2 separate regions of the Mus musculus genome follow, and region 1 is linked to region 2. A link is a loop called in an ENCODE intact Hi-C map of the cell type or tissue named here. Cell type or tissue: heart. All regions are shown on one strand. Links, peaks and the distances in the headings refer to the core of each region. The heading gives the core; the rest is flanking DNA.

Region 1 (5,377 bases), core at 166-5,165, 170 kb after region 2:
GTCCTTCTCGAAGGTTCCCCGAGGAGCACATTGGGATGTTAGCAGTGTATGATACATTCCCAATGGATTTAAGCAAATGTGAACATTTGATAATAATAAGCAAACAACAATAGCAGTACCTTGGCTCCTCCTATAGGTTGATTTGTATTCTCTGGAAATATCTATTGAAGTCCTAATTCCCAGTACCTCAAAAAAAAAAAAAGTTACTTTAGTTGGGAAAAGAGTTTCAAATGTTACTAGTCAAATTAAGATGACTTCATACTAATGTATTGGGGGCCCTTTTCCTAGTGAGGTACGTATCTGTGCAGGTAGAGGAAACTTGAACACAGAGACGCAGTGGGAAGATGGCCACAAGAATGTGCAAGGACACATAGAGGGAAAGCAGCGATTGGTGTGCTATACTTATCAGCCAGAGAATGTCAAGGATTGATGGTCATGATGGGAACCTCGTGAGAGGCTGAAAAAAAAGATGCCCTCAGAAAGTCACAGTGTGGACAGCACTCAGGCGTCTTTATTCCCAGCTCCGGGACAGGAAGTTTCTGGGATTTTAGTAATCCAGTTTCAGCAGCCCCAGAAACCTCACGCCTCTTACACTCTTCTAGCTTTTTCTCTAGAACACCATGGCCTGTGAAAACCAGCTTTGCTTCTCTGCCCAATATTTCCCAACCCCCTTTATAAAAATAATTAAAATATTTTAATAATTAAAATATTTCAAAACATAATGGACTTCAGTCCTTCAAGTGTCTAGACTCATTGAACGACAATTTTCTTTCATATTTGCTGTAGTTCTTCTTTTCATGCTCAGAAGTAAACACTGCCAATGACATCTTCCATCTCCTGGCCTTTTTCATTTGCATCCCCATCCCTAATTCTTTTATATGTATATATGCATTCGGATATATGCATCCATATATATGCATCCGTATATATGCATCTGTATATATGCATCTTTTATATGTATATATGCATCCGGAGCAACAGGATAACTCACCTCATTACCTGCTCCTAGGATGCTTTGTACAGATCTCACGGAACTGATCACATTGTACTTTGATTGTAGTCTCTATGTATGAGGAAAAATATGACTCTAAGCCTCTGTCTGGTACTTAGGTACGCTGTTCCCTTGGTCAAAGTGAAGTGACTCAATGGGGGAAGGCACTTTCTGCCAAGCCTAAAGATCCAAGTTCAATCCCTGGAACCTACCTGGTAGGGGAGATCCAATCCTTTACAGTATCCTCTGAGCTTCATATACATACTATGGCGTGTGTAACACTCCTCCCACCCTTTAACTTAGTAAATGTAATAGAAATGTTAAAGCTATTGCTCATCTTAAGAGCCTTAATACTGGATGAGCTAGAATTCTCTCTCTCTCTCTCTCTCTCTCTCTCTCTCTCTCTCTCTCTCTAGAAGTTGAAACTATGAATTTTTCTTTTTTTTTTCTTTTTTTTGTTTGTTTCTGTTTTTCAAGACAGGGTTTCTCTGTGTAGCCCTGGCTGACCTGGAACTCACTTTGTAGACCAGGCTAGCCTCGAACTCAGAAATCCGCCTGCCTCTGCCTCCCAAGTGCTGGGATTAAAGGCATGCACCACCACGCCCAGCTATGAATTTTACTTATTTAACAGGGTGGAATTTTCATTTTCCTACAGATCTTCCTCTCTTCCTCATCCTGGTATATTGCTGATAATCTGTTTCCCTGCACTCTTGATCTTGGGCTTGCTTAGACCAGTGGAAAGCAGCAGAAGCAACTTCATGCTAGGTCCCAGCTGACACCTTACTCTCCCCTGTCTCTGATCTCCTTCCTGTGGCCCACTGATAGTGCCCAGTAGCTGCAGAACCCAGAACGAAGCCCGTCTAAAGTCTGAATGCTGCTAAGCCTTACAGAATCACCATAGGCCTGCAGATTGTAGGGGAAAAATGAATGCTCACTCACATCAGTTATTGAGATTTGGGGTGATTGCTGTACATCTTTGCAGCAGGAGAAATTTTACTAGTTCTCTAGAGTCAGAACTAAAGCATATACAATCAGGCTGGTCATCCTGTTTCAACTAAATTTTTTGTTTTTAGTAAATATTCCATAGAGTCATTCTCTCTGTCTCTCTGTCTGTCTGTCTCTGTCTCTCTCTGTCTGTCTCTGTCTCACACACACACACACACACACACACACACACACACACACACACACATATACAGATACACAGACACAGAGACAGTCACACAGACACACACAGACACACATAGACACACACACAGATACACAGACACACAGATACATAGACACACAGTCACACATACAGACACACACACAGACACACACACAAACACACACACAAACACACACACACAAACACACACACACACACACACACACACACACAGAGGACTCTCCCTCAATAAGAGCATATGTCTATTACAGACAAAGTAAGTTAAGTTGTTGGGTACTGGCATCCTCTTAGAAGAGCACATCCTTCTGAGGGAGATAGTGTGAGCTGAAGAGGAGGTGGCCGACTTTATTGTGCATGACGAAGGCTCGCTTGTGGACAGCAAAACAGAAGATACTTTAAGAAGAGCAGTCTCTCTCCTTGCAAGAGTCTCAGATAACACTTTCATTTTCCCAGACCTGCTCAGAATTAGCCCAACTGTTGCCACTGTCTTTCATTTGCATCTTGTGTGTTCAAAGCTACTTGAGTTGTTTTTTAAGTTCCCAGAGAAAGACCAAAAAAGGCTTCATTTTCCCATTTCCTAAGGGGGTAATTACATACCCGGCAGAACAACAAACTTGGGCCCTAGGCCGTCAGTGAAATCTGGTTTCTGTCAGGTGAGAGCTCTTTTGTATATGGAAAGTTAAGAGAGGAATATGGCTTTAGCAATACCGTAGGGAGCTGTGGTCAGCATGGATCTGATAAAAGCCTTTGTTTTCCATGTTTTGATTGGCCCTGTGAGATGTCCCAACGGCTCACAGGGCCATCTGTATTCCTATTAGTGGGACCTAAAATTGCTGACACAGGCTTGCAGCTCGGCCCAGCGGCCTGCCAGGGTAAACTTGTGTAATGTGCTGCACATCCCGCCTAACAACAGTGGTTCTTTTGTCACTTGAACAGAGGCGATTAAGAACATGAGTCATTAAAAAGAGCTTTAGGAAAGCAGGCCATTTTCCAGCACTGTGGCTTTGGGGGAGTTCATAACGTCCCAGACTCCGGACAAACTGAAGGATTTCTCTGATCACCAACAATCTGAATTGATTTGAGAGAAGAAAAAGGAGACTATTCCAAAGTGTCATTTCTAAAGCTTAAAACATGCCTGTTTTTTAAAATGAGAATTGGAATAGAGGTAACAAATGTTTTCCCGAATTTTTATCAATATGGCAAAAGGATTATTTTCCAACCTTAGTAAGTCTGGGAATGTCTGGTTTCCTAACAACGGCACAGGCATTTTTTTTCCATTTCTTCTCTTTACTCCACCCCTTCCTGTTCTCTTTCTCTTTAAATTATTTGTGTTACTGTTGTTATTGACAGAGCTCTTCACATGTTCATGCTGACCCTGAACTCCTGGAGTCAGCCCCCCCCCCACGTAGCTGTGACTATTTCCCCATTTTTAATACATCCAAAAGTGAAAGCATAGGAAAATGGGGACTACAAAGTATTTACTTGACCTAAATAAAAAGATACTGTTACTTAATGCTCTTCTCTGTAGCATTTTTTACAGTACTTTTTGTATAGTTAAGATCTGTGCAATTTCATCTTATTCATTTTCCTACGCTTCTGCTACTCTATTCAGAGACTGACCATATGGCCCATTGGCTGAACTTGGCCTCTTGCTTGTGTGTTGGGACACAGCTTTACTTAAGTATTCACACATTCAGCCGAATGAGCAGTTTCAACAGAGCCTATGTGGCCTCACAACATTAAAATATTTATTCTCTGGCCTTTAACACAAATAGTTTGTAACTCTCTATGATAGGATGTTAGAGTCCCATGCCAAAAACACTTTAAAGACTCTCATAAACATATGTTAGGTGTTTATATATCTGCCACTCACTAGCATTGCCTTCTGAAACTAGTCAGATACTTTATTTAGTAGAGCCAGATGTATATGCGTGTATATAAAATAATCACACACCTAAGAATCATCTACATAAGCCACATGTATTGATTTTCTAAGTTTATAGCATTCATCTTTTATTAATGTCTATTCTAAAAATTTTTTGACAATTTCATAGAAATGTATATATATACAGAGATATATTTATATACACACATACACCAAACATAATGAATTTCAGTCAAGTTTAGTCCTCATTACCTCTCTCATACCACTTTCTTCCACTAAAAATTCTCCTTTTACCACCAAGTCTCCTCTCACTTTCAGGGTGTGTGTGTGTGTGTGTGTGTGTGTGTGTGTGTGTGTGTGTGTGTCTCACTGAGTTCAGTTCTGGTTACTGGCATAAATATGTGAAGTTATTTATTAGAGCACAGGCAAGTTACTAGTGGGAAGAAAGTGACACCCCTTCCCTTAGCAACCGTAACTATCAGTAGTTGCACAGGGAAGGGTGGGGCCTCATGAACCTTATTCCCATCCATGATGAAATGTTGGCAGGTCCAGTCTTGTGCAGGTCTAATGCTGGTGGCCACATTGTAGTGAGTTTATAAGTCATTTTACAACAAGCTTCCCCACCCAATGGCCTTCCCATTTTCTCTACATCTTTTTTTTTTGTTTTTTTTTTTTTTTTGATGCTTCCCAAGTCCTGGAGAGGCTGGTATAGATGATTCAAATAGCAGGGGGCATTCCATTGTCCTTATTCTAACTTTGACTGGTTATGAGTATCTGGATTAACCACAGTCTAGTGCAATAAAATGCCAAGAGAAGCACTAATCTTTGGATTTATGATCTGCCCAGCCCCCATCTCTTGACCAGGTTTACAGTAATAGGCATTAGAGCCGGGTAAGTTCACTATGTCATACAACTAAGGGCAGTGACCCTCAGTTCCCAGAATATAGTACCCACCACTACTTCAGCATTGGAGAGGCAGGGCCTTGTGCTCTCTCCCCTCCTGTGGTTGGTTGTTGACAGTCCTGCTCTTATTCAGGCCTATTGTGGAGGAGGATAGTTGCACAGAGTTCATAGTTTTCCCAGAAGCGTTCTGTAGCCTGCCTTTATATCCTCTCACTCTCACACCCCCCACCCACCATTCCTCCAAAGAGTATGAACTCATAAGTGTTGCTTTACGTTGAGTACATCTCCCCACCTTTTCTGTTTAGTTTGAGATGAAAAACAAACAAACACAAACAACTTGGTGTTGTTTAAAACTTTCTTGATTTTTTTTTGGGGGCTGGGGAGAGGAAGTGGCACACACCTTTAATTTTGGGAAGCAAAGGCAAGA
Region 2 (5,377 bases), core at 203-5,202:
TCCAGGACTTTGCACATGTTAGGAATGTAGTTCCAGCCCTTTCTGTAACTCTAAGGAGCCATGATATTGTGTTTCATATTCCTAAAAATATACAATTTGCCCAGGCGTGGTAGTGCACGCCTTTAATCCCAGCACTCGGGAGGTAGAGGCAGGCAGATTTCTGAGTTCAAGGCCAGCCTGGTCTACAGAGTGAGCTCCAGGACAGCCAAGGCTATACAGAGAAACCCTGTCTCGACCCCCCCCCCCCAATATATATATATACAATTTATGTATGCTTAAAATTTCTACTTCCTAACTAGAGCTTCCCCCAGGCACCAAATTACTTGTATAAAATAATTATATAGGGAGAAATATCAACTAGAGTAATAAAAGAAAATTTTAAAATAGAGCTGAGCATTATCAACTCAAACGCACATATCACAAAGCTAGATGTTTTCTGCGTCGATGTGTTTTTCTGCACAACTACGCTGTGCAGAAAAAAAATCACCATTAAGGAGGACGCCTAGGGTCCAGTGAATGCTTTTAAATGAACTAAAATCAAAGCTAGAAATCAAGTCACAAAATCCTTTATAAACGCTCTACTAACTTTTGGAAAAATTCAAATTCAAATCCCTTTAGTCCCAGCACTGGGGACACCGGCAGAGGTGGATCTTTGAGTTTGAGGGCAGCCTGGCCTACAGAGTGAGTTCCAGGACAGCCAGGGCAATATAGAGAAACTCTTTTCTTGAAAAAGCAACCAACCAAACAAAAACCAAACAAACAAGTTTGAGAGTTTTCCTTTTCTGCTCTTTCATTTTCTTTATGGTCCAGGCCACTACACCAGCTTCTCTAGCCCTCCTGCGGAGTGTTGATAGTTTTACATTTCCACCTAAAAGTTAATTGATTGTGATAAAAAAACAAAACAAAACAAAACTTTTCCAGGGGGTGGGGAGTTCACTTTTAGAATCCCCATATTCTCTAAGATATTTTGCACGCTGTGTGTACATACTTTTTTTTCCCTTTCAGTTTTCCAGATCATGAGATGTACAAAACGTACCACAGATTCTATTTTTCACGCACTAGGCCTCATTTAAAACCTATGTTAATTGTGGTTTGTTATTCTTAAAATATTACTACTTCTGACTCCTCCGGGACCGCAGGTGTAAGTTGTAATCCTGCACCGAGAAAGCACTGAACAAAAAAGTTTCAGTGAATTTAGGCCAGCCGGTAAGAAGGGTTCACCTCTATGGCCAGTCAAGTCTATATGGGCCCGAGAAATCCTAGAGAATCCTAGTGCTTGCTATCGGGTAGCAGCTATTGATTATATTTAAAACCATGATATGTTGTCTTCCTATTTTAGGAAGTCAATTCTTGTTCCTGCTGTCTGTCTCTGTTTCTGTGTCTCTCCCTGTCTCTCTCTCCCTTTGCTACCCCTGAGAGCAGGATTGAGGGCCTGGTGGATGGGAGCGAAATAAGTAATCCCTTAGAAAACAAAACCCTTAGCAGGTATTCCCCCCCCCCCCCACTCCACCCCAGGGCCAAATAAAGTGCTCTGGAAAACAAACCACCTTACCTAAGGTCGTGTGTGTGTGTGTGTGTGTGTGTGTGTGTGTGTGTTTGCAGTTTCCTAACATAACGAGGAAATGTTGGGGCCACTCATTTCTAAGATAGCAAACAGGTTTAGAAAAACTCTTAGGCTTTTTTTTTTTTCTTTTTTTCCCCCCTTTTTTTCTCCTTTTTTGCAGGGTTGAGGAGGACCGTGAAGCCGACCCCTTCAGCCTCACCGTGTGCAAAGTACTCCATCTCCCGGGAACTAAGCCGAAGGGGGAAAGCGACCCCTCCCCTCCCCCACCTGAAGTCCCCACCGGGGCCCGTCCTGCTTCTACCTCGTGGGGCGGATGCACAGAAGCACGCGGAGCCACGGCACCTGTGCGTGCAGCTTCGGAGGGCCTTTCCTACCTGGTCCAGGATTCCGGTGCGGCCCTCTTCTCAAGATCCTCTCTAGCCTCAACAACATGTTCACGAAAGCCAGAGCGCAGCTCGCTGTCCTGGGTCTCCGGGATCGCACGAACTTCACCAAGAAAACCCTCTCTTGGAGTGGGCGGCCCGCGCGCTGAATCCTCACAGTGACCAAGAACCTGCGACCCATGCTCCCGCTGCTGTACTCCCTCAGCGGCGGCCTCACTGTGACAAGCGAGGTGAGAAGCGCCGCCCCCAGCCCCTTCGGCGTTGAGGCACCTCGAGACCCACGCGCCGCCCCCGGCCCATCTTTGCTCCACGCCCATCTCCGCCCTCAGGCGCGCCCCCGAGTCCCAAGGCGCGCGGTCCCCAGTCGCGCGGGAAAGCTTCCCAGAGGCGCCCAGGGGGAGGCGCGCGCGGGCCCTGCCGCATCCGGGGTCCCGCTGCCTCCCGCGCAGGGCACGCTCCGGATCCCGCTCGCTTCGCTCGCCACCCATCGCGGTGACAGCCAGCGCCGCGGGACGCGTGCGCACCGCCCGCCCCCTAGCAGTAGCTGCGCCCTTTCGCAGCCGGCCGGCAACGTCTCCTGCGCCGATCGGCTTTCGCTCCGGTTAACTTTCGGGTCCCGAAACTTTCGTCTATGCCTGACGCCCCTCGGCGAGGTTTCCCTTGCTCCGAGTCCATCTATAAAAAGAAGAAAATAGGAAGATCGGCGAGGCCAGCCATGGGCCGGCCCGCCAATCAGGACGCGCGCGGGCGTTTTGAACCCTTAGCGGTACGCTGCGCTCCTCCGGTTGGGAACAGCGCGCAGAGAAGAGCCGCTGCGTGTACCCGGGACCAGGGCCTGCACGCCGCGGCGGACCGGTAAGTGTGTCCCGGCCAGGCCCCCGCGCGGTCGGGCAGACACGAGGCCGCAGCCCGAGGACGTTGTTTATTTTCGGTTTTAAGCGCGAGCATCCCCGGCTCTTCCTCTTTCCCCGCCCCGCGTCGCCTCCTTCTCCGGTCCCCTCCCCCCTCCCGGCTGCCCCCTTCTCCGCTGCCTCCTCGCCTCCTTCTCCGCCTCCACCCCGGCCCCCGCGAAACAGGAAAAGTGGGGGAAGGAGAAAAAGGAGCGGTTGACCCGAGGGCCGAGTTGATCGGAGCGCCGGCCGGGGACAGAAGGAGCGCGCTTGGTCAGTCCTAGCTCCGCGCGGGTCCGGAGCTCGGAGATTGAGAAAGCGGGAAGTCAAGCCCAGGATCCCCGTAGCAGGCCTGCCCTGGGGTCCAGTGCTCACGGGACAGAGGGCCATCCGTCTGGACTAGTTCTGAGTTCACCGGCGGGAGCCTAGCTGATCTGGGTGGCCCAGATGTGCAAGATGACGTGGGACCCAGGCTAGCTTTTGGAACCTGGATTAGCGGCCCTGAGACTTGGTGGCCTTTCATTACGAGCGCGGGCCTAGTGGTCTGGCTGCAGTAAAGTAGCAATCCACAGCAGGGTGACAGCTGGCAGGGTCTTATAGAGCGGATTCCAAATGCCAGTACTAGACATAGGAAGATGGCAAGGCCTGGAAATAACCAAACTAACCCAGCAAAGGCCTTGCTGCAACTGAGAGCCGCAGGGCAGGTCCAGCTGCTGCTTTTCCATCTTTCCCTCTAGTATGTGACTTTGCAGTGGAACCTTTCAAATCTAGGATCGAAGAATGGATCCGTTAAATAAAATGAGTTTTGAGGGCTCCCTGAGTATCAGTGTAGGGTTAAAACAAACCAGTGCATACCTTGGGTTAGCTCCACAGAGAATTTGAATTTCCCAAATACCGTGGGTGGCCCTGGGGCTTCGGGCTACCCTACCTGGAATTTTCTCCCTCTTCAAAAAGCTGCTGCTCCTCCAGGTATCTGGGCAGAAGGCATTTTCCCACTTCCTAGGGCTGCCATTTGAGTAAGAGAGCTACTAGAGCTCTTCTTTGAGGAATGTAAATATGAAGCTTTGGACTTTTAAGTTCCATTCCCTGTTGCCTGATGTCTATTCTCTGTCTTTTGGATGAGAAGTAACCGCAGTTTCATCTTTGTGTAAATACAATCATGAAGGTTGTTGGACTTCTAAGTGACTTTTTGGCTATGTGCTCTTCAAAAATAATTAATAATGAACTGATAATGAATGTGTGTTTTTACTTAAGCTGAAAGCACCCATTTTATCTTCAGAGTTGTCCTTTGAATACGAGACTTTTGTCCTTATTTTACAGGTGACAAGTCAGGTGGAGAAGCTCAAGTCTTGAACTCTGCTTGGTTTCCCAGGTACAGGCTAGACCCCACCCACGATGATCACTGAATCACCAGGTGCTGAGGCCTCTTTCTGTTGTCAAGAGCCAGAGACAACTGAAAGAGCCAGAGACAATTGAAAGTGAGTTATCTGTGAGTCACTTTGCAAACAGAATCATTGACAGCGGGGACTTCTCTTTGCTGTCTTCCAGTGGCCTAGAAAACTGACAGTTTTGTATCTTTTATAAAAGAAAACGGTATTCTGTTTTGGATTAGCAAACTCATTCTGTAGTGAGAAGAGGAAGTGTTCCTCTCCTCCCCACACAGTGTTAGGGAAGATATTCATCTGGGGCAGGGGGCTCGGGGGTTGGGTGGGTTGGGGGGGGAGCCTTTTCCATTTTTGAGGGGTTCTAGAAATAGAACTAGAGTTCCAGGCAAACACTCCCATCACTGAGCCGCATCTCAGCTCTGTAATTGGCAAACTTCTATTACTGATTTTTAATCTGCATTGTAGGGACCCAGATGCAAATCCCTATGACACAGAAGACACCACAGGGCTGGCTGGGGAGATGGTTCAGTGGATCAAGCACTTGCCACACTAGCACAGGGACTGAATTCAGATCCTTGTAATCCCACTGCCATACAGGTGGAGAAAGGAGATTCCCTGAACAAGGTTGCTAGCTGGGCTGGTCAAATCAGTGTGTTGGGTTCAAGGGAGAAATTCTGCCTCAGTATGTAAAGTGGGGGAGACTGACATTCGACTTCACCTTTAACCCTCACACATCCATCTATACACAGGAACATGATTACACATGCACTCCTCCTAGAACTTATTCAGTTAAACAAAAGAGGCCAGTGAGTAACTGGGCATGTATTTATAATACCTGTACTATAGAGGCCAAGGCAGGGAGAATATGAATTTGAAGCCAGCCTGGGAGACCATGTTTTAAAACATCCACAACAAGGGCTGAGATGATTCGGTGGATAAAAGCACTTACTATACACACATGAGTGCCCAAGTTTGAATACCCAGAGCTCAAACTGGGCCATAGTAGTCTGCCTCTATAATCCCAGTTTCAACAGCTGGCTGGTAGGTGGAGACAGGAGAATCTCCTGAGGGTCTGTTAGCTTGACATACAGATCAGCAAATAAGGTAAAAGACAACCAACCTTAAGGGCTGTTCTCTGATCTCCCCATGTGGGCC

Evidence for each region. Hi-C counts contacts between places; a loop is a spot of excess contacts. Peaks named below come from ENCODE experiments on the same cell type or tissue, not always from the same donor. Only the 100,000 strongest peaks of a DNase experiment are listed, where the experiment ranks them.
Region 1: a loop joins it to region 2, with 2.5 times the contacts of the local background. A loop is called at or near these places in 1 of 42 quality-filtered maps.

What each region holds. Positions count from the first base shown.
Region 1 is chr4:89,467,081-89,472,457 of GRCm38, forward strand. All of the region lies in intron 7 of Gm12610 (predicted gene 12610), which reads left to right. Among named protein-coding and RNA genes, the nearest start is that of Cdkn2b, 160 kb to the left of the region's middle. In heart, for the core only: no CTCF peak of the experiment used is centred there; a DNase peak (open chromatin) is centred at 3,011; H3K27ac peaks cover 870 bases.
Region 2 is chr4:89,292,396-89,297,772 of GRCm38, forward strand. Gm12610 (predicted gene 12610) reads left to right here and starts at 2,785. Exons shown (of 10, transcript NR_132431.1): 1 at 2,785-2,802; 2 at 4,158-4,315. It also overlaps a transcript of Cdkn2a not described here. In heart, for the core only: a CTCF peak has its summit at 2,519; DNase peaks (open chromatin) are centred at 1,906 and 2,666; H3K4me3 peaks cover 1,821 bases; H3K27me3 peaks cover 4,448 bases.